Linked DNA regions of Homo sapiens: region 2 is linked to region 1. The links are chromatin contacts, found by Hi-C in ENCODE. All regions are on one chromosome and are shown on one strand. Each heading gives the region's core, a stretch centred on a gene start or an enhancer-like site at or near the end of the contact. The rest is flanking DNA. Distances are from core to core; before and after follow the strand shown.

The links. Hi-C counts contacts between places; a loop is a spot of excess contacts on that map. Pooled maps may share reads with other maps.
Region 2: a loop to region 1 is called in a pooled map, with 10 times the contacts of the local background. The contact joins the promoter of SLC67A2 here to the promoter of ZNF2 in region 1. A Hi-C loop is called at or near these places in 4 of 50 pooled maps.

The regions. Positions count from the first base shown.
Region 1 is chr2:95,162,183-95,167,842 of GRCh38, forward strand. ZNF2 (zinc finger protein 2) reads left to right here and starts at 3,627. Exons shown (of 5, transcript NM_021088.4): 1 at 3,627-3,678. RefSeq lists enhancers at 2,615-3,251, 3,252-3,886, 3,314-3,743.
Region 2 is chr2:102,733,780-102,738,961 of GRCh38, forward strand. SLC67A2 (solute carrier family 67 member 2) reads right to left here and starts at 3,109. Exons shown (of 6, transcript NM_032718.5): 1 at 2,867-3,109. The coding sequence starts at 3,031. It also overlaps a transcript of TMEM182 not described here. RefSeq lists a silencer at 3,016-3,225.

The DNA.
Region 1 (5,660 bases), core at 2,377-4,876:
AACCCGGGAGGCAGAGGCTGCAGTGGGCCGAGGTTGCAACACTGCACTCCAGCCTGGGTGACAGAGCAAGACTCCATCTCAAAAAAAAAAAAAAAAAAGAAACGAAAACTGGCTTCTTGGCCGGGCGCAGTGGCTCATGCCTGTAATCCCAGCACTTTGGGAGGCCGAGGTGGGCGGATCACCTGAGCTCAGGAGACCAACCTGACCAAAATGGAGAAAACCTGTCTCTACTAAAAATACACAATTAGCTGGGCATGGTGGCACACGCCTGTAATCCCAGGTACTCGGGAGGCTGAGGCAGAAGAATCACTTGAACTCGGGATGCGGAGGTTGTGGTGAGCCAAGATCGTGCCATTGCACTCCAGCTCAGGCAACAAGAGCGAAACCGTCTCCAAAATAAATAAATAAATAAATAAAGCCATGCAGCTTCTGTCTTGCTCACTGGGACCCTCTTAGAGCCCTGAAATGAGGTGCAAGAAGCCTGATTGCCCCGAGGCCACCATGTTGTGAGGAAGTCCAAGCACAAAGAGAGGCTACATGCGGGGACACTGGCGAACAGTCCCAGCTGAGCCTAGCCACGGGTGCCAATCTGGGTGCCAGATATAGTCCTCCCAATTGAGGATCCAGAAATTGTGAAGCAGAAACGAGCTGTGTTAGGCCATTTTGCACTGCTATAAAGAAATACCTGAAACTGGGTAATTTATAAAGAAAAGAGGTTTCCTTGGCTCTTGGTTCTGCTGGCTGTACAGGAAGCATGGCAACGGCATCTGTTTGGCTACTGGGGAGGCCTCAGGGAGCTTTCACTCACTGTGGAAGGTGAAGTGGGAGTTTGCACTTTGCATGGTGAAAGCAGGAACAAAACAGAGTTGGGGAGGGCAGGAAGGTGTCACACACGTAAACAACCAGATCTCAGGAGTACTCACTATTGCAAGGACGGCACCAAGCCATGAGGGATCTGCCCCCATCACCCAAATACCTCCCACCAGGCCCCATCTCCAACACTGGGGTTTACATCTCAACATGAGATTTGGAGAGGATATCCAAATGATATCCCTGTGTGCCCATCCCTGTTGTGCCCATCCAAGTTCCCGACCCACAGAACATGTTGGCCTAATAAAATTGTTGTTTTCAGCCACTAAGTTTGGAGTGGTTAAACAGCATCAGACGGCCATAACATCCTGCAATTTGGCAGAGCCTACAAGCTTCTGGGCCCAAGAGATACCTGTTTTACTCTAAAAAGATGGATGTATGTCACTTCTTGGCTGCTTAGCTTCCATATGCTCCTCCTAACTCTTTTGAGAATATCAGTTAAAATTCTCTTAATCTTCCCAGTAACATGGCCGATTAGATGGCCTAAACAGCCCTCTTAATAAAAAAACTAAAAATGCTGAAAAATTGCAAACATCTTTATAAACACACTGATGAGCAGGCATGAAAGTGAGGAATTTGTAAACATTTAAAAAAATAAAGTGAAATGGGCCAGGTGCAGTGGCTCATGCCTATAATCCTAGCACTCTGGGAGGCCGAAGAGGGTGGATTGCTTGAGCCCGAGTTTGAAACCAGCCTGGGCAACATGGTAAAACCCCATGTCTACAAAAAAATACAAAAAGTAGCCAGACATGGTGGTGCATGCCTGTAGTCCCAGCTACTCTTGAGGCTGAGATGGGAGGACTACGTGAGCCCAGGAGGTGGAGGTTGCAGTGAGCTGAGAGCATGCCACTGCATTCTGGCCTGGCTGACACAGCCAGAGCCTGTCTCAAAAAATAAATAAAGTGAGAGCTAGAATTCTGAGAATCGAGCAACAAACCTGACTTTTAGACTGCTAAATCCTAGAGCACATAAACTTCCACTTTGGCAGCTACCTGGAAGCGGTAAAGACAAAGCCTAGGGCCTGCCAGTGGGTGGGGAATATTCTAGAAGGAAACACTTTCAGGACCCCAGTTTCCACCCTCAGTATAAGGCTAAATAATAAAAACCACCACACAGAAGGGAACAAAAAAAAAAAAGTATTTCTCTTATGGATGTTGTGACTTTAATCAAGCTCTAATCTCCTAGGAAGGTCCAAACCCCTTAGTACAACACAAAGGCAGCCACAACCTGGCCTTACCTCAAGATAGTTATTGGCCCCTAAACCTCATCCACAAGGCATTCATTTTGCTACTAATTATTTTCACTTTTATCCTCTAGACTATGCCTTTGCATGTACTATTCACTGTTTAGATCACACTTTTTTTTTCTTAAGTATTTAAGTATACCAGTGAAAGGAATCCTTTCCCACCTTTCCCGGCCATAGTTAATAGCTTCCTCCATTGTACTCTCATAGTATGTTGAATGTGACATAATTATAGAACATACTGCCTCTATTGTGATTTTACATTCTGATTTTTTCCATTGGACCAAGAGTTCATTTGGGGCAGTAACTTACTCATATTTGTAACTGTGCCTTGCTTATGGTGAGCAATTTGGATTTTTTGAATGAAAGTGTAGTCTTATGGAGATGGAGAGTAGAAGGATGGTTAACAGACTGGGAAGGGTTGGCGGGGTGGGGAAGTGGGGATAGTTAATGGGTACAAAAAATAGAATAAGAAATAGTATAACTAGTATTTGATAGCACATCAGAGTAATTACAGCCAATAATATTGTATATTTTAAAGTAACTAAAAGAATATAACTGGATCGTTTGTAACACAAAGGACAAATGCTTGAGGTGATGGATATCCCATTTGTCCTGATGAGATTATTACTTATTGCATGCCTGTGTCAAAATATCTCAGGTGGCCCATAAATGTTCACACCTACTGTGTACCCACAAAAACTTAAAAAAAACCCAAACCACTAATAAATTAACCTGGAAAAACGTAGCTTTGTTCCTGAAGTAAGATTTTATCATATTCTTTGTAATTTTCAGTCTTCCCTGAGATGTAGCTCAGTGGTTCCTAGCTTTAGCTGCACATTAGAGTCACCTGCAGCTCTTTTCAAACTGTCGCTCCACAGCTGGGCCTCAGGCATCAATGTCGAAAGCTCTCCGGGTGATTCCAGCTTGCAGCCAGGGCCGTTCCAGCAACTCCAAGGCTGGCTGGTGTGCGCTGAAGCTGTCGGGAGTCGGACCAGCTGCACAGTTAATACATATGTGTCCTAGGCTCCTCTCTCCTTCCAACGCAAATATGTGTACAAACCCTGCCTGGAACCGCAGCCCTGCTCTCAGAATCAAATTCCTGAAAGTGGGCAAGCGGAAGCGGAAATAAGCCCTCTCCCAACGCCAGCTGACTCGATTTCGTCTCGGTCTTCCCCAGAGCTGGACACGAGGCACCATGATCAGAGAGACACATTCCCTGCGGACGGCGCTCCCATCGGATACTGGAGGGACGCGACACTAGAGGCAGGCAGTACTTCAGGGTGACCATAAGTCTCCCAAACAGCCACAACGGCTCGCTCTCCCAGCTAAGGCGACAGCGCTGCCATTTTGGATCCTGTTCAGCCACGGGAAGCCGGCGTTTGCACACATTTTCGGACGTCATATTAAAGCGCACCGGACGCCGAGACTTCTGGGAGATGAAGTCCTTGCGAAGGCCCCGCATTGATTGGGAGCGCAGTCGCCAGGACCCTGTGCGCAGGCGCGTTGGTTTCCCGACCTGAAGAGGCGCCGTCTTCCCGGGTCCCGAGCACTCTGTGCCGGAGGTGAGGGTTGTGGGTGTGTGTCTTCAAGGAGCGGAGTGAGCGCAGCAGCCGAGAGAGGGGACATGAGAACTTTGGGGAGGTGCTGTGGGAGCAAAACGGGGTGACACGGGCGAGGCCAGCCTGCAGAGCGTGTGTCGCGACGTCTCGGTGCGGACGGAAAGTTGTGCATCCACCCCCGTGTGTGCGTGTGTCCCGTGGGGTCTGGGCACCCATTGTATGTCGGTCCCGGACTTTAAGGTTGGAGGTTTGGAGTCTTCCTCCGCCTCTCCCGTTTCTTCTTCCCATAATGGGTGCTTAATGAACGTGGGTGGAATTGACACCAAATCTAGGATGCTGCCGCTCCGTCTTTGCCAGACAGCGCCTCAGATTGCCTCATTTAGCTCCCTGCCCTGGGCCTCCGCACGAGTGCTGGAGGGCTTCATGGAGGAGGTGGGATTTGACGTGAAAGAAAAACAACAACAACAAAACAAAAACCACGAAAGAAGCAGCTAAGCGTTAGGCAGATTTGAGCTGGAGATAGTTTTTACAGAAATGCAGGAACAGTGGTAGACAAGGTTGAAGAAAAGGTACGCTGGGAGCCAGGGCCCGGGACTCAGAGAATCAGGACAAGACTCAGTAGGCAAGGTGGCTTATATAGGTGTGATCCAGGGACTGACACGAATGAAACTATTTGGAGACAGTTATTCTAGAGGTCACATTCAGGACTAGAGAGGGGAAAGGACCAGTAGCAGAGAGCTACTTAGGAATGTATGGTAGTTTTGGAGTAAGATGTTGTGGACTTGAATTATGGTGGTGGTAGTGAAAGGGAAGGATACAGATGACACTGCAAAAGAAGAGTCAAAAGGGCCTGGTGACTAGATTTGGGAGGAAAGAGAGTGAGGTAAGAGTTTGAATTTGGGACACCTGGGAGAACAATAAAACATCTGATACAAATGTAAAGCCAGGAAGAGGCGTTGATGTGTGGAATTGCCTAAAGGAAGATAGTTTTGAGGTGATGGTGGAACGCCTGATTTAAGGTTTGCAGTCATTTGGAAATGCAGGATGAGTCTGGAAGAATGCAATACAGTTGTATTGTAAAATTACAATACAATTACAGGACATGGACATCTGTAGAGTTTGAAAATGGAGCCCTGAATGTGGATGGACTTTCTGAGGGATGGCAAAAACGAAGAAAGTACAAAGACTGAGCTATGGGCAGCATCCATGTTTCCAGGGCAAAAGTGGGGAAAAAGAGTCACAGAAAGACAGCAATTTTAGTGGTTGGAAGAAAAGCTAGTGCAGTATCATAGCAGTTACAGTAACCACTTGAATAAGCAGAAGCTTGTCCGAACAGTGAAAAGCTACAGAGAAATAGATAATATGGCCGGGCACAGTGGCTCACGCCTGTAAGTCCCAGCACTTTGGGAGTCTGAGGCGGGCGGATCACGAGGTCAGGAGATCGAGACCATCCTGGCTAACACGGTGAAACCCCGTCTCTACTAAAAAAATACAAAAAATTAGCCGGGCGTGGTGGCGGGCGCCTGTAGTCCCGGCTACTCGGGAGGCTGAGGCAGGAGAATGGCATGAACCCGGCAGGCGGAGCTTGCAGTGAGCCAAGATTGCGCCACTGCACTCCAGCCTGGGTGACAGAGCGAGACTCAGTCTCAAAAAAAAAAAAAAAAAAAAAGAAAGAAATAGAGATAATAGGATCAGAAATGCATTGGTAGGCCAGGTGCGGTAGCTCATGCCTGTAATCCCAGCACTTTGGGAAGCCGAGGTGGGCAGATCACTTGACGTCAGGAGTTCAAGACCAGCCTGGCCAACATGGTGAAACCCCGTCTCTACAAAAATACAAAAATTAGCAGGGCATGATGGCGGGTGCCTGTAATCCCAGCTACTTGGGAGGCTGAGGTGGGAGAATCACTTGAGCCCGAGAGGTGGAGGTTGCAGTGAGCCGAGATGATGCCATTGCTCTTCAGCCTGGGCGACAAGAGTGAAATTCC
Region 2 (5,182 bases), core at 1,859-4,358, 7.6 Mb after region 1:
ATCATTTAATAAAATGGGTATCCTAAATAAGAGATGGAGAGAAATATTTAGGTCAAGAGACTGAGCTCTATGGAAGGTAAGTATGAAAATACAGACTCAAAGGCAATAACTGATGATTGGTATTACTTTAGCACTTGGTGAGTCTGAAAAGTACTATATTCTTCCAAGGAGACTGGCCACTGAATCTTTCCTCTCAGGAAGTTCTGTTCTAAAATTGCCTTCTCCTTTACTATAAAAGGCAACTCCTTTCTGCTTCTCAATCCATAGCTTCTTCAAAATCGCTGCATTTGGCATCTGGTCATGTGCATGTAACCACTTGTAAAAAGATCATGTCAGAAGGGGCCACTTAAACTTTCACTGAATATCAACATTTTTCAATAAAAATTGATGAATATGTACACTCAAAAGTTTCAAGACTCTTTTCAGGGTAGGAACCCCAGTAATTATTGATTACTGGACTATCTCAATGAAAATGAATTATCACCTGAATAAAGCTGATGGGATGGAAAACAAATCTCACCAAGTATCTGGAGGAAAAAAGTGGTTGAAATAATAGATCTCATCACCATCTAAGCATCCTAAACAAAACGGGCCTCAAGGGTCATCTTGGTCTTCCCTCCTAAACAAATTAAAACTTGGAAGTACGGATAACTGCTAAAACAGAACAATTTGGCAAATGACTTCTCTAAGCTTGTTCCCTTCCTCTCCCATTCAGAAACCATTTGTCCAAGAATCTTAGAGGTCTCTACATCCCTAAATATGTCAAAAAAAAACTAAATTATGTATAATGTTCCTTAGATGTTACCTAACAATCATCTGTTAGGTAGCTTTATGTGACTTTCATGTAAAGCTTCATATATTTAATTGTTTACAATATTTTCCATTAAAAAAATCCCTACTCTTTCAACTTTTGGGAAACCATAAACTTTTCCCTTAAGATATGAGACACCTAATGGTTCTCTTGAATACATTATTAAAGTTATTAAAATTCTGTATCAGGCTTGCTAGATTAGACTTGCCAAATACACAGCATAAAGAAAACATATGATAAATTGTGAATATTCAAATCTGTATTGGAAGGCTGACCTTAACAAATGATCTGCGAATTGCTTTGTTTTATTCTAATACTAAAACTACTTTGAATTCTAAGTCAAATTCTCTGAACCCTAGTCTGGACTTTCCAGGTAAGGGCTCAAATGTTTTCATCTGGCTGAACCAGCCCAAGTCCCTTCTGAGACAGGACAGCAGTAGCTTGGGACCCATAACTAAAAAGGCTGGATGTCAGCCAACTCCTCTCCAAGAACCACCCATACTCACTGGTTGTGAATTCTAGGTGCCTAGACTGAAAAGTAGAAGAAGCATCCCCATGCTGAGAATGAACTACTAGATTAAAGGAATAGTGGTCAGAAGGAGTGCCAGTCTCTGAAGTTAAAGGCATGGAGCTGGAGGGTGGATCCTGCAATGGCCTAGAGGCAGAGAAATCCTCTCTAAAAAGCCGCCCTCCCTGAAGACCTTGTGTTTCTGGGCTTGCAGCAATTTGATGAACATGCTTTCATGGTGATCTTAACTATTAACTCAACATAGAGTTGCTACCAACTGAACGCCTTGCATGGAGGTGGTGGCATGGAGAGTGCATGAAACTGGGAGAAGTGGTGGTCTTGATCTGCATCTGGGCAGAAAACGATGACTCCCTGCCAGGGCCCAGTGCCATCAGATACTATCTTCAAGGCCTCAAAGGCAGCCTTCTCCCATTGACACTTATCGCAGCTTCCTTACCCTCAAGATACTGGATTAGCTCACACTCAGGGCTGAATCAGGCCTAGCCTTGGAAAGGGAGGAGTGCAGAGGTGGATCTAGGGTTCTTGCAGATAATGGCCCAGAAACTACCAACATCAGCTTACTTGTAAGACTGAATTCTTCTGTGGCAGAACTGTGGATTACAATAGTGAAGCTCCGCAGCACCTGCCACATGGCAGGTGTTCAGAAATGCCATGAATCAGCTTACTAAACTTTCCATTCTACGTGGGAAATTAGCACTCAGGGAGCAAACCAGGACACGCGCGCGCGCACACACACACACACACACACACGATGAAACCAAACCGCCATTGTGCAATGCACACCCTTTGTCCAAAGGTAGATGGGTACAATTCACTCTGATCTGCATTTTTAAACATTCAAGTCAACCGAGAGCTCTAGTGAAAATGCACCCAATTCTGTACAAGTGGGGTCATCAACAGCGGCTTCTCCAGCCTGGTCTGGTAAAAAAGCAAACCACAGGCACACACATCATGATGAAACCAAACCTACGCTGTGCAATGCGCAGTTTGTCGAAAGGCAGATGGGTAAAATTCACTCTGATCTGCATTTTTTAATATTTAAGTCAACCAAGAATCCTAGTGAAAATGTGCCTAAATCTGTCCAAGCGGGGTCAAGAGCGGCCTCCCCTGCCTGTTCTGGTAAAAAGGCTTGCGTGTCCCTACCTCACCAGCAGCCGCACAGCAGCTGGGCTTTTCCAAGCTTGCCCACACCCCTGTTCTCCGCCCTGCAAAAGCTGCACCTGCCACAGCATTTAACACCTGGTCACACCTGAGGTTGGTACCAGGGCTTCTCAAAAGGCAGGGAAGGGAAGACGTTCCGCGAACGGGGTGCAAGAGAAAGCGCGAGGGGCAATAAAGCAGTGTGGCCAGATGCAGACTGAAGTGGGTGATAGGGCAAGAGGAGAGCTTGATAGGTAGTGAGGCACTCACCAGGCGGACTGCGGGTTCCCACTCCCTGGGAGCTCCCCGGAAGCTCCAAGAACCGCCTGGGTCCCCAGGCCCGAACACAGTCAGCACTTGCTCCCAGCCCCCACGCTCGCACTCACCAAGAAGCCCACCAAGTAGAGACAGAGCAGGAAGCGGCGGGCTCCGACGGCACCGGAGTCGGCAGCCTCCGCCTCGGTTCCTGTCTTCTGCTCCTGTTTCCGCTCTGCGGTCTCCGAGACCAGCCTCGGGGCCGAGTTCATGTCCCAGTGACCCCCAAGCTCCATACCCGCGCCGGCCGGGGGTCGGACGCAGCAGCAGCCGCGGACCTACCCCGGGAGCCCAGCCCCGCCCCGAGCGGAAGCAGGAGGCGCGCGCCTGCGCAGAGAGAGGGGGCGGGTGCTACCTGGCAGCTCCGCGGGTGCGTGGCCGGTGCTGGCTGGGAGTTCTGGTCTCAGGCAAGGTGGGGACTGGGCACATCATCAATACGGTAAGCACACACCAGTTTGTGATGATAATGATGATGCTCTTTGTTTCCTCTGGGTACAGACCCTGCTGCCCCTATCGTTGGAGGACAGGAGGGAATTGTATTGAGCTTCACTTCCTCCTATGGAGTTGTGCTAGGAGGTGACCAACTCCAGCTTGAAGATCCACAGACCCTGGCCACCAGTTGGTTGTGACAGACCTAGGATACGTTAACGTGGCTCTCCAAGCTTTCGTTTGCCTATTTAAAAAGCAGTAGGAAATAATGTAGTCCAACTTCTAGAGGTGTGAGAATTCTACACATGCTTCTTAAGATCCTTTCTGGTGCAGTGCAATGTGAACAAACCATAGATGGTCTATGCCTGAGTTGAGATTACAGTCTCATGGAGTAAAAATAATAAGCACGCAGTAAATAAACATAAATAAAAATACTAAACATGCAATGAAAAAGCATAAAATAAGTAAAATAATATGGTGATAATATAAAGAAGCACGGTCTTGATGTGGAAAGTAATGAGGTGGGGAGTGAGCTACTTTAGAAAAGCAGTTTGGAGGAGGTGACATGTAAGCTGAGAAGAGTGGAAAGAAGATATGTGTGGCTGAAACTTCCTCATCAAACTGAGAGGTCAGCAGGAGTGCAGACCATTTAGGACCCAGAAGGCCATAACAGAGATTTGGGGTTTATTCTGAGTGCAGTGAAAGGAATTAAGTGAGTGCATGACACCAAAAGATGCCTTTAAATTACTTAGCAAAGCCCATGACACATGGTAAGTAATAAATGTTAACAATAGTGACTAGCCCCTCTTTTCTTTAGAACTTGTTATTTATTCCTCTTTCACTGTGGGATCAAGAAGACTCTGACATTTTACTGAGATTTTGCTCAAAATCTCAATTTACTTGTGTAGGTTGCTAATTCTGAGATCTGTTAAATTCAGTGTTGCAAAGTTTCTCATGGGAGGTGGCACTGAATAGGGAGAAGTGGAATACTGATACTTAGAATTAAGACATATAATTGAATCCAGGTGAAACTGTCAATCGTGAACCCCCAAGTTATTCTGAGACTCCTTTGCAGGAGAACTAGTTTGCTCTCCTATAGCTGAGGAAACTAGTCTTTTTGTGCTTGAAATTTTGTGAGTAACTCATCTGGGAAAGGCGCCTTGAAAGGGCTGCTCATGTTAACCCATTAAAACCACTCACTGTGGCTACTAAATACATAGCTAGGGTGAAATTTTAGCATGCTCTGGTGACAGGTACACATTATAACCTAGGAGGACATCTCATACACGCCAAAAGAATTGGAAGTCACGGCCAGGCGCGGTGGCTCACACCTGTAATCCCAGGACTTTGGGAAGCCAGGGTGGGCAGATCACAAGGTCAAGAGATCGAGACTATCCTGGCCAACATGGTGAAACCCTGTCTCTACTAAAAATACAAAAAATTTAGCTGGGCGTGGTGGTGCGCGCCTGTAGTCCCAGCTACTTGGGAGGCTGAGGCAGGAGAGCTTGAACCCGGGAGGCAGAGGTTGCAGTGAGCTGAGATCGCCCCACTGCACTCCAGCCTGGCAACAGAGGGAGACTCTGTGTAAAAATAATAATAATAAAAGATTTGGAAGTCTCTGCTAATATATAATCAATGTAAACTTTAGAAACCTGGGGGAGAGATTTCTAAGGGTGTCAGACAAAAAAAGGGAATAATATAACACTAAATTAGGCAGAATTCACTAGTATAGATGCATTTACAACATATACCGATGTAATATGTTAGCTTGTGCAGCTGGAGGCAGCTCTAGTAGTTTAGTCAGTTGGTTGAAATTTAGACTCAAAGATGGCCTATATTTAATGATGTTCAGATGCCAGAGTTTTCCTGGCAAAATGTGGATAAAGGACTCCAAAAGTTTTGGAAAAATGACAATGTCAGAGTGGATTTATTATGTATGACTTGCAAGCCTAATACTC